2 separate regions of the Homo sapiens genome follow, and region 1 is linked to region 2. Evidence: chromatin loops called from intact Hi-C (ENCODE). Cell type or tissue: endothelial cell of umbilical vein. All regions are shown on one strand. Links, peaks and the distances in the headings refer to the core of each region. The heading gives the core; the rest is flanking DNA.

Region 1 (5,534 bases), core at 328-5,327, 250 kb after region 2:
TCCCAAAGTGCTGGGATTACAGGCGTGAGCCACCGCGCCCGGCCCCCTCAGACTTTCATCTGTAAATAATGACTGACACTGCATGGTTGCTGTGAGACTAGTAGGTGCACCATAAATAGGTCAAAGAAAACAACAGGATCAAAGGCAAAGCTGTCGCTGGTAGTGACCTTGAGGAGAAAATAAGTTGGCATCTCTGTCTTTATTTGATGATTTCTTCTTATAATAACACTTTCAATATTTTAATTAAATTTCATTTTTTCAACTATTGTCCAGATATTTTTGCCTTGGAGTTTTTAAAGTGTAGGCTGGAGTACAGTGGTGTGATCTTGGCTCACTACAACCTCCACCTCCCAGGTTCAAGAGATTCTTGTCCCTCAGCCTCCTGAGTAGCTGGGATTACAGGCGTGCACCACCAGGCCTAGCTACCTCTTGTATTTTCAGTAGAGATGGGGTTTCACCATGTTGGCTAGTTGACCTCAAATGATCTGCCCACCTTGGCCTCCCAAAGTGCTGGGATTACAGGTGTGAGCCACTACACCCGGTCAAGAGTGTCGAATGTTGATTGACAACAGTAAGCCTAAGGTTAGTCCTTGGAATTGTCATTGTTGCTCAGAGACCTTGTGATTATGGTACTGGCAGTAACGGGATCTGGAATATTACTAAACGGTAATATGGGAGAGAGGGCTGATACTATGAAGAGGTCCTGAGATAAAATTCTAGGATATGTTGTTGTATTAGTTAGGATACCAGCTGAAATGCTATAACAAAGGGACCCCCAAATCCAGTGTCACACAAGTCATGAAACAGGTCCAGGGTCAGGGGGTGGCTCCTGTCATCCTCAACACGTGGCTTCCAAGATCGCTCCAGTCACCCATCTCTCAGACAGCAGGAATGCAGAAAGGGAGCGCCACAGCTTCTCCTTCCAGGAGATGATCTGCAAATTGCACCTGTCATGCTTTGCTCACATTCTATTGCCCAAATGTAGTCACTTGTGATCCATAGAATGGATACTGGGAGACAATTAGTAGACTTTGCTACAGGTAGCCAATAGCCCAGCCTGCAGAGTCACGTCAGATATGAAATCCCAAAGTTCCTCCTGACTATTGGCAACAACAATCACTAACTGCTACTACAAAAAGGTAAAACAAAAATGAACTTACACTTTCAAAATATCATTCATGTATATTAAACAAATACTTCTTGAGTGTCTACCCAGTGCCAGACAGTGGTCTAGGTTCTGGGAGGTACAGCATCGTGGGCCACATGGTTAGAAGCTGAGTGTTCCTAACAAGGAGGCTGATTTTGCTGCTCTACTTTGCACTGGTTAAAAAAAAAATTCCACCTCCCACCCATCAAATATGGGGAGTACTGTGCTTGCTTCTGGGTGCACATTTGAGTAGGACCATTTATGACACCGCCAGCAGAGACAGATCAGGACAGTGGAAGGACTCAAGATCATCAGATGTAAAGAACAATTTGATTCTTGGTTTGGCAAGGTTTGGTCTCAAGAAACGGTGTGTGTGTGTGCACGCGTGTGTGTGTGTGTGTGTTGAGGGCATGTATAGAAGCATCATACTCTTCAGATGTTTGAGGCAGGTCCTGAGCAGGCAGGAGGATGGACTACTTAGGTGTGGACCCACAGGCAGAATCAGAACCAGTGGGATCTGGCTGTCAGGGGACAGCTTTTCACTCAACATGGAGAAGGCCTCTAAAGAGTGTAATGTCCCAGCATGCAGTGTGTTGTCTCAGGAAGGGTGAATTGTCTTTCACTAAAGGGATTCCAGCTGGATGAATCTTGGCAGGATGATTGTAGAGAGAATTCTACCACACAACAAGGCACTGAACCAGGTGACACAAAAATTTCCTTCTCACCTCAAGGTTCTAAGAACAGAAGGTCAGTGACATGAAGACCTACTGTGAATGCATTTACTCCAACCAACCGGGAGCCAGTGGGTATCAGCAGCCTCTGAGGTCTATTCCTTGATGTCTTGCAGATGAAGAGGCTCTCCATTCCACATTCCCCACTGATTTGAAGAGATTCTCCATGTTGGTCAGGCTGGTCTCGAACTCCTGACCTCAGGTGATCCACCTGCCTCGGCCTCCCAAAGTGCTGGGATTACAGACGTGAGCCACCGTGCCAGGCCCATATCCCCCTCCTGATAAGACCCTCAGCTGCCAATTTCTTGGATTCTGTCTTTGGTAAGCAATCCATTTAGAAGGGGAGATTTTAAACATTAACAAGAGCTTAAAGAAATAATTAAAGTGTGTGTGCTTGTGTATTATCTTGGACTCAGGGATGCAGAACCCCCCGCCCATAAGAAAGGCTGTTTCTACTCAAAAGCCCCTCTGTGCTTTGAAGCATCTTCCTCTAAAGTTTCTCATATTCAAGTCCCTCCCTGGTGCCTGGGACTGGCGGGGCTGGCAATGCCATCTGGACAAGGCGCTCTAAGGCGTGTGGGGTTTCCTGCAGGCCCTGCTTCCAGGAGTAACCTGACTGATGCATGGGTCACTCCTGGGTCTGGTGCGGTGTTTTGTTTTTTTCAACATACTGATTTGGAATGACTCAAATTATTTACACACACAGGGGCTCTGCATACGTTAGGGGCAGCCCTGATCGCCCCAGCCCTGTCCATCCATGTCCCAAGCCTCCTTCCCCAGAGGCAATGACAAGTGCATCTGAGAATCTTCAGTCGCCCTCAGGGATGAACATAGCTTCCACCCTTGGTTTCAGATGGATTGAAGCGGAGGCTCTCATCTGGGCCTTTTGAGGCTCGCCATGCTAAGTGCTGCCACCTGGAGGCAGCGTGGAGAAACCCTCGCTGGTGTTCCTCCCTTGGCCTTTGCTTCTGCCACGTGTAGTTTGTTATACGCTGTTTTTATCAAATCGGTCCAAGGTAGGAGATTTAAGAAATAATGTCCATAGATATTTGACTTCGCAAAATAGTCACTTATATACTTTCAGGGAAGAAACATTAAAAATTATGAAATCTGAGGAGGGGGAAGGAGAGGAAAAAAAATCCCAAATGTTTTGCTCCAAAGTCTGGCCCATTTTATTAACTAATATTAAAAATAGTTAATAATTATTGAGTCATAACTTTGCATCAGACCCCATATTAATAGCTTTATCTTCACAATTTCATTTAATTTTTCAAACAACCTGACGAGGAAGGTTCTGGCATTAACACAATTTTGTAGTTGATGAAATTGAGGTTAAGGGATGTTCGGTAGCTTGCTCAAGGTCTTACAGCTAGTAAGTGTTTGAGCCCGACTAGAGCAGTGCCTCAGCTCTTAATCACCATACTATTTAATAATATGATGATATAAACATGATGGCAAGTATGTATTGTGTATGCTATATGGCTAGCTGTGTAATATGAGTTTATTAATACCCACAAAAATAGGTATTACTATTATCTCCATTTCATTTGTGAGAAAACCAAGTCACAGAAAGGTTAAGTAACTTGTCACCAAAAGTGGTCTATCCAAGATTTGAATCCATGAAATCTAAGTCCAAAGCTCATATTCCACTTTTTTTTTTTTTTTTTTTGAGAGAGAGAATCTCGCTCTGTCACCCAGGCTGGAGTGCCATGGTGCAATCTTAGCTTACTGTAACCTCTGCCGCCTGGGTTCAAGTGATTCTTCTGCCTCAGCTTCCTGAGTAGCTGGGATTACAGGCACCTGCCACCAAGCCTGGCTAATTTTTTTGGTATTTTTAGTAGAGATGGGGTTTTGTCATGTTGGCCAGGCTGCTCTCCAACTCCTGACCTCAGGTGATCTGCCCACCTTGGCCTCCCAAAGTGTTGGGATTACAGGCGTGAGCCACCATACCCGGCCCAAAGCTCATATTCTTACTTTTATGTTCAAAGACCTCACTTCTTCACAAATGTTGACCAGGCCATGTTTGAAATTTGGTTTTATATGTGGAATATGTAATATGTTTTTTATGTGGAATGTATATATAAAACATATATAAAAACATATATAAAAATATGTTTTATATGTGGAATGTAAAATCAGAGCTCATAAACCAGGCACAGTGGCATATCGCAGTAGTCCCAGCTACTCAAGAGGCTGAGGTGGGAGGATCACTTGAGTCCAGGAGCTCAGGGCCAGCCTGGGCAGCATAGCAAGATCCATCAAGATCCATCTCTAGGAAAAACAAACAAACAAACAAAAAACAAGAAGAACTTACTCCCCTGGTATACTGTGGACCACAGACCATAGAAAGTACACATTGTCTGCTGAAAAATACGTAGAGAAGATACCTGGCTGGTACCCAGCCAGCAGGTGTTATGGATGCAGGGCGGCAGTGATGCCCATGCCACCCTGTATCTGCTCTTTTAGGTTCTAGGAGGCCCTGAGGGAGGGGGATTGTGTGTATCAGTTTTAGATGTCACCACCAACTCTGAACAGCTCTGAATCCTAGGACACATACTTATATCTGATTTTTACTGCATGTTTTTGTTTTGTTTTGTTTTTTGGAGACAGTCTCACTTCATCACCCAGGCTGAAGCACAGTGGCGTGATCATAGCTCACTGCCGCCTTGACCCCCTAGGCTCAGGCCATCCTCCTGTCTTAGCTTTCTGAGTAGCTGGGACTATAGGCACATGCCAGCATGCCTGGTTAATTTTTAAGTTTTTTTTTGTGTGTGTGGAGATGGGGTCTTACTATGTTGCCCAGGTGGGTCTCAAACTCCTGGCCTCAAGCAATCCTCTTGCCTTGGCCTCTTAATGTTGGGATTACAGGTGTGAGCCACTGTGCCCCACCCTACGCTGCATGTTTCAGTGGGGTAACAACAGAGTGGGATTTGCAAAAACTGTGTGTGGGAGAGACATCGACTCCCTTAGCCTTGGGTACTGGAGGTGAGGCAGCTGCAGAGAACTGCACTGGTGGCTGGGGGGCCATACCCCATCGACCTTGATGGAACAGCTGAAGGACACGGTTGTTTCCACTCTGACGCTGGCTTTCTGCTCTTTGCTCTCAAACGCCTCAGTGCTCCTTCCACAGGCTCTCTGAGTATCACTTGAAATATTCAGAGGAAAGTGGCTCTAAACTTTATGTTGGCCAAACACAAAGCCAGTGCCCATCACGGAAAGAACTCAAGAACATGGGCATATTCTTGCCTCTTATATTTGACGTTTTGCCTAACTCCAGTCTTTTATCAACTTTTGGACTTATAACTTTTAGAAGTTTTATTTCCCCTGCAGTGAGGGGGCTTGATCTTGTCCTTAGTCATCTCTCCCACCAGCAGGATTTACCAACTCTGGCTTAGCTGTTTCTTCCTCCACTTACTGGCTTGCCTTTGTCCTTAGGAGAGTAAAGCTGGCTTTAACACATTCCATATCCCAGGCTGGGCACAGTGGTGCACGCCTGTAATCCCAGCACTTTGGGAGGCCAAGGTGGGCAGATCACTTGAGGCCAGGAGTGGCCTGGCCAGCATGGTGAAACTCCGTCTCTACTAAAAATACAAAAATTAGCCGGGTATGGTGGGGCATGCTTGTAATCCCAGCGACTCAGAAGGCCGAGGCACGAG
Region 2 (5,210 bases), core at 1-5,000:
AATAATAAAATGCCAGACTTATTCAGTGCTTACTATTTGTATTCTTCTGAGTCTGTACATGTATAAACTCACTTAATTCTATAACAGCTTTATTAGGTAATATTTAGAAAAGGAAACCGAGGTATAAGGAGGTTAAGAAACTTGCCCAGGGTCACACAGCTAGTTAGTAGTAGAATCAGAACTTGATCCCTGGCAGTCCTCAGAACTTAGGCTCCAAAAATTTAATAGTATTTTTATAGAGAGAATATTTATTATGGAGTATATTGGAAGTTTAAGCACTAATGATCTAGCTTTTTAGTTGCTTCTTCAAGAAATAGTAAAAATGATAGTGAACACTTAGTGAGAGCTTACTATGTACCTGACAAGCACTTTCCATTTCTTAACTTATTTAATACTCTAAAATAACCCTAGGAGGAAGATACTATGATTAGCACCATTTTGTAGGTAAAAGCTCTAGAAAGATTTGATAACTTGCCCAAAATTACCCAGTAGAGCCTGCATTTTAAACCCAAAATCTGTCCACTTAACTAATAAGTTGTAAAAAGCCTGATAGTCTGTCTCCTAACCAGTATGCTGAACTGACTTTATAAAAGTAGTAATTCTTTGGATTTGTTTTCTCGAAATTGAGCTTCATTGGGAAATTAAAAACAGAAACTTTTCTTTTTTTGTATAAGCATTTAACACATAGGAAGCAGAACACTGGAACAAGCTAAAAGAAGTTTTAAAATGTTTTCCCCCAGGATCTCATTGCTAATTAACTCATGTCTTCTTCCAAACATCTAGTGCCCTTCGCAGTCTTACAAGTTGTCAAAAATAAAAGTATCATGAATCAAACAACAAATCTATGTTATATCTACAGTGAATGCTGTCCTTCTGACAATTGAGTTAATCAGGTCTCCCTGGCTAGTTTTAAAACTACCGCTTACAGCTATACAGGACTCCTTGTCTTTATGCTGCTTCCTGGGCCTGTATGCCCACTTCATTTACCTAACTCCTTTCTCATTGTTTAAAATTCAGTTTAGATGTTACTACTACCAAGAAGCCCTCCTTCATAAAACTCACCCTTTCTACTTGATTTGAATCCAGTCTACTCTTGTCGTTCCCTATGATTACCTCATAACATTAGTGCATTTTTTTCTTACCTGTTTCCTGCCTCTGTACCCCAGCATCTAACAAAGCGCATATCATTCAGTGTGTTTTTTAAATTGATGTGGGGAGAGAGGGTATAGGGGAATACAAATTTCTGCATAGTAAAAAGCACTGGGAACAAAGTCTAAAGACTGACAGGCCATAGAAAAATGTACTCATGTCACAAATGACTAGTTTCTTAACATACAGTAGTCCCCCTTTATCTGGAGAGGACACATTCCAAGAACCCCAGTGGATGCCTAAAACTACAGATAGTACCAAGCCCTATATACTGTTTTTTCCTATACATATATACCTATGATAAAGTTTAATTTATAAATTAGGCACAATAAAAGATTAACAACACTAATTAATAAAATAGAACATTATAACAATGAACTCTAATAAAAGTTATGTAAATGTGTGCTCTTTCCCCACCCCACCCCCCAAAAAAATCTTATTCTACTTTTTACTCACCTATTTTCAGACCGCTATTGACAGTGGCTAACTGTAAGCATGGAAAATGAAACCATGGATGAGGGGGGACTACTGTATAAAGCTGTATATAGCTCTTACAAATCAATAAGAAAGGCCAATAACCCAATAGGAAAATGAGCAAAAGGAAAACAGATCATTTGTAGAAAGGGAGAAATGTCTCAAACATTATAAAAAAGATGAGTCAGCCCCAATAGTAATAAGATGAATGCGAATTACAGAAATACTGTTTTTAACCTTTCAGGTTAGGTAAGACCAAAAAGTTGATGCAGTAGGGAAACAGACACAATGCTAATGGGATTATAAATTGGTAGATCCTTTTGAGTTGCTTGATGTTCTTCCAGAATTACAAGTACATATATATTCTATAACAGTTCCATTTCCAGGAATTTATCCTACAAATATACTAAAATGATTATTTACAGCATACACATTATTGCATTGTTTGTAAAAGAAAAAAATGGAGATACTCTGAGTGTACATCAATAGGGGGCAGACTAAATGAATTTTATTTATCCATTCAATTAGGTCCTCTGTAGTCATTAAAAAGAATGAGACAGCTCTGTGTTATAGGGTGAGCTTCCAGATATAATGTTAAGTGAAACAGCAAGGTGCAAAACAATGTGTATAGAATGATACCACTTGTGTTGGGAAGAAGAAGAAACTGCACTTGGGTATATGCTTTGTATATCAGCAGACTATTTCTGGGAAGATATCAGAGAACACAACAGTGATTATCTCTGGGAAGAAGCACTGATTGGTCATGGCAGGCTGGGGAACAAGTGTAGTAGAAGGGCATATTTTTTCACTGTCTACTCTTTAATCTTTTAATTTGTAATCTTGTGTGTACTACCTATGTATAAAAATAATTTGTAAAAGAATGAAAAGAATTACAAAGTAAAATATGAATTGTTTTGACAATCACAAAAAGCAAGTCACCAGCAATGAGCAAAATAAGGAAAGAACTCATTAATATTCATTGAATTTTTTTATTTTTTTTATTTTTATTTTTTTTTTTTGAGGCAGAGTCTCGCGCTGTCGCCCAGGCTGGATGGAGTGCAGGGCGCGATCTCGGCTCACTGCAAGCTCCGCCTCCTGCGTTCACGCCATTCTCCCGCCTCAGCCTCACGCGTAGCTGGGACTACAAGTGCTCGCCACCATGCCCAGCTAATTTTTTGTATTTTTAGTAGAGACAGGGTTTTACCGTGTATTGCATGTTTTTTATGTGCTAGATGCTTTACATATAATTACTTCATGTAATCTTCGTAAATCCTCTGAGAAATACCTAGTTTTAGCTGTATCGTACAAAGAGATTGATGGAGCCTTAGAAATGTTAGCATTCGGCTAATAAGGAAGCAAGGGTTTATTTGAAATCAGATCTTTTCTGTTTCCATAGTTGGGTTTTTTTCCCACCAAACCATCTGGCTTCCAATTAGTGACCATCTTTTATTAGTGAAAGTAAGTATAAGTGTACTTTAATAGTGAGCAGCAGTTACCAAAAATGTCCACAAGATGGAAATGTTAGACACAAGCAGATATTTTTCTTTGTAAAACATCATGCTACATATCCAAGTGGCATATTTAAATAGATGTGTCCTGTTTTGCAGTAACATTTCTTTAGTACTTTGTTATAGATAGATAGTTTCAGATATCACTTAATGTTTCTCTTTTCTCATAACAATAGTTGATAGGGCTTTTTCTGTACCAGGCAGTATTCTGGGTACTTTACATAAATTAATTCATTAAGTCTTCTCAACAGGCTGGGTGTGGTGGCTCACACCTGTAATCCCAGCTGCTTGGGAAGCTGAGGTGGGATAATCACTTGAACCCGGGAGTGAGAGTTTGCAGTGAGCCAAGATCACACCACTGCACTCCAGCCTGGGTGACAGAGTAAGATCCTGTCTCAAAAGTTTTCTCAACAAATAATATTATGAAGTATTTGCCATTATCATTTCTGTTTCATAAGTGAGGAACATAGGTGAAATAGCTTACAGTGTCACAGCTAGTAAGTGGCAGAGCTGGGATTCAAATTTTAGCAGTTATTGCCACCTATTTGAAAAAAAGATATTGGCTTGTATTGATAGTGTGATTTTGTTTATAAGTTTCACCTGGGCCGGGCCTGGTGGCTTATGCCTGTAATCCCCGCACTTTGGGAGGCTAAGGAGGGCGGATTGCCTGAGCTCAGGAGTTCGCAGTCAGCCTGGGCAACACGGTGAAACCCCGTCTCTACTAAAATACAAAAAATTAGCCGGGCATGGCAGCATGCACCTGTAGTCCCAACTACTCAGGAGGTTGAGGCAGGAGAATTGCTTGAACCTGGGAGGCATAGGTTGCAGTGAGCTGAGATCATGCCACTGCTCTCCAGCCTGGGCGACAAGAGCGAGACTCCATCTCAAAAAAAAAAAAAAAAAGTTTCACCTGTATATAAATTTAAGAATACTTGTAGTTAACGCTTCCCCCCCACCCCCACCCATTAAGACAGAGTCTCACTCTGTCGACCAGGCTGGAGTGCACTAGCGTCATCTCAGCTCACTGCAACCTCTGCCTCCCAAGTTCAAGTGATTCTCATGCCTCAGCCACCAGAGTAGCTGGGATTACAGGTGTGCACCACCACGCCCTGCTAATTTTGTATTTTTGATAGAGACGAGGTTTTGCTATGTTGGCCAGGTTGGTCTCGAACTCCTGACCTCAAGTGATCCACCTGCCTTAGCCTCCCAAAGTGCTGGGATTACAGACATAAGCCACTGCGCCCAGTCACCTCTCATTAGCTGATGTATCTTGGGTTTGTGTGCCCCCTTATTTCAATCTTAATATGTGTATGGAAAAAAGGACATTATGTCTTAAAATTTTAACTGTGAGTTGGTGACCAGAATTTTATTTTTAGTTGTAGGAAACATCTTAGATCCTCTCTTGGGAATTCAGACATTCTTCCCCTCCCCCAACCTGCACCCATGTTTAATGTTGTAATTCTTAAGTTATCCACATTTCATCATGGAAACATTGTCGTCAGGAAATGCCATATTTATTACCCTGTCATATATCTTAAACATGTGAGAAAAATACTTTAGTAAAAGTATTTGTTTTCTTTAGTTGCAGAGCTTGAAGTGAAAACCAGAGAAAAATTAGAAGCTGCTAAGAAAAAAACAAGCTTTGAGATTGCAGAGCTTAAGGAGAGATTAAAAGCAAGTCGTGAAACTATAAATTGTTTAAAAAATGAAATCAGAAAACTTGAAGAAGATGACCAAGCAAAAGACATATAAACAGTTCTCATGAGAACTTGGTAGTAAGCTAAACTGAAAATAAGGTGGGCTTCACTGGAGAAATGGACTTACTGCAAATGCTGTGATGTTTCTTAGAGGAACTTCATATACAGCTGTTGACCATGAATTTCTTAGCAATAGGAATTTGTACTATTTAAGCAATCTTTAATGGAAAATATGTGTGTAAGAATGGATGCTATATAGGTATTTTACCAACCCATTTTAAGAAAATTCTATGATATTAAGCACAGTTTTTAAAAATGTTTATTGTAGTATATGTATAGCTTATTACCCTTTTGACAGGCATCAAAATTTCATTATAAAGTA

The links. Peaks named below come from ENCODE experiments on the same cell type or tissue, not always from the same donor. Only the 100,000 strongest peaks of a DNase experiment are listed, where the experiment ranks them.
Region 1: a loop joins it to region 2, with 10 times the contacts of the local background. A loop is called at or near these places in 13 of 110 quality-filtered maps.

Annotation. Positions count from the first base shown.
Region 1 is chr12:69,636,816-69,642,349 of GRCh38, forward strand. LOC105369823 (a long non-coding RNA gene) reads left to right here. Exons shown (of 5, transcript XR_007063358.1): 3 at 1,995-2,199. Among named protein-coding and RNA genes, the nearest start is that of LRRC10, 29 kb to the left of the region's middle. RefSeq lists an enhancer at 2,655-2,734. In endothelial cell of umbilical vein, for the core only: a CTCF peak has its summit at 2,795 (motif pointing left); a DNase peak (open chromatin) is centred at 2,786.
Region 2 is chr12:69,385,434-69,390,643 of GRCh38, forward strand. YEATS4 (YEATS domain containing 4) reads left to right here. Exons shown (of 7, transcript NM_006530.4): 7 at 4,714-5,210. The coding sequence ends at 4,883. Among named protein-coding and RNA genes, the nearest start is that of YEATS4, 28 kb to the left of the region's middle. In endothelial cell of umbilical vein, for the core only: a CTCF peak has its summit at 3,108 (motif pointing right); DNase peaks (open chromatin) are centred at 3,138 and 4,628; H3K27ac peaks cover 625 bases.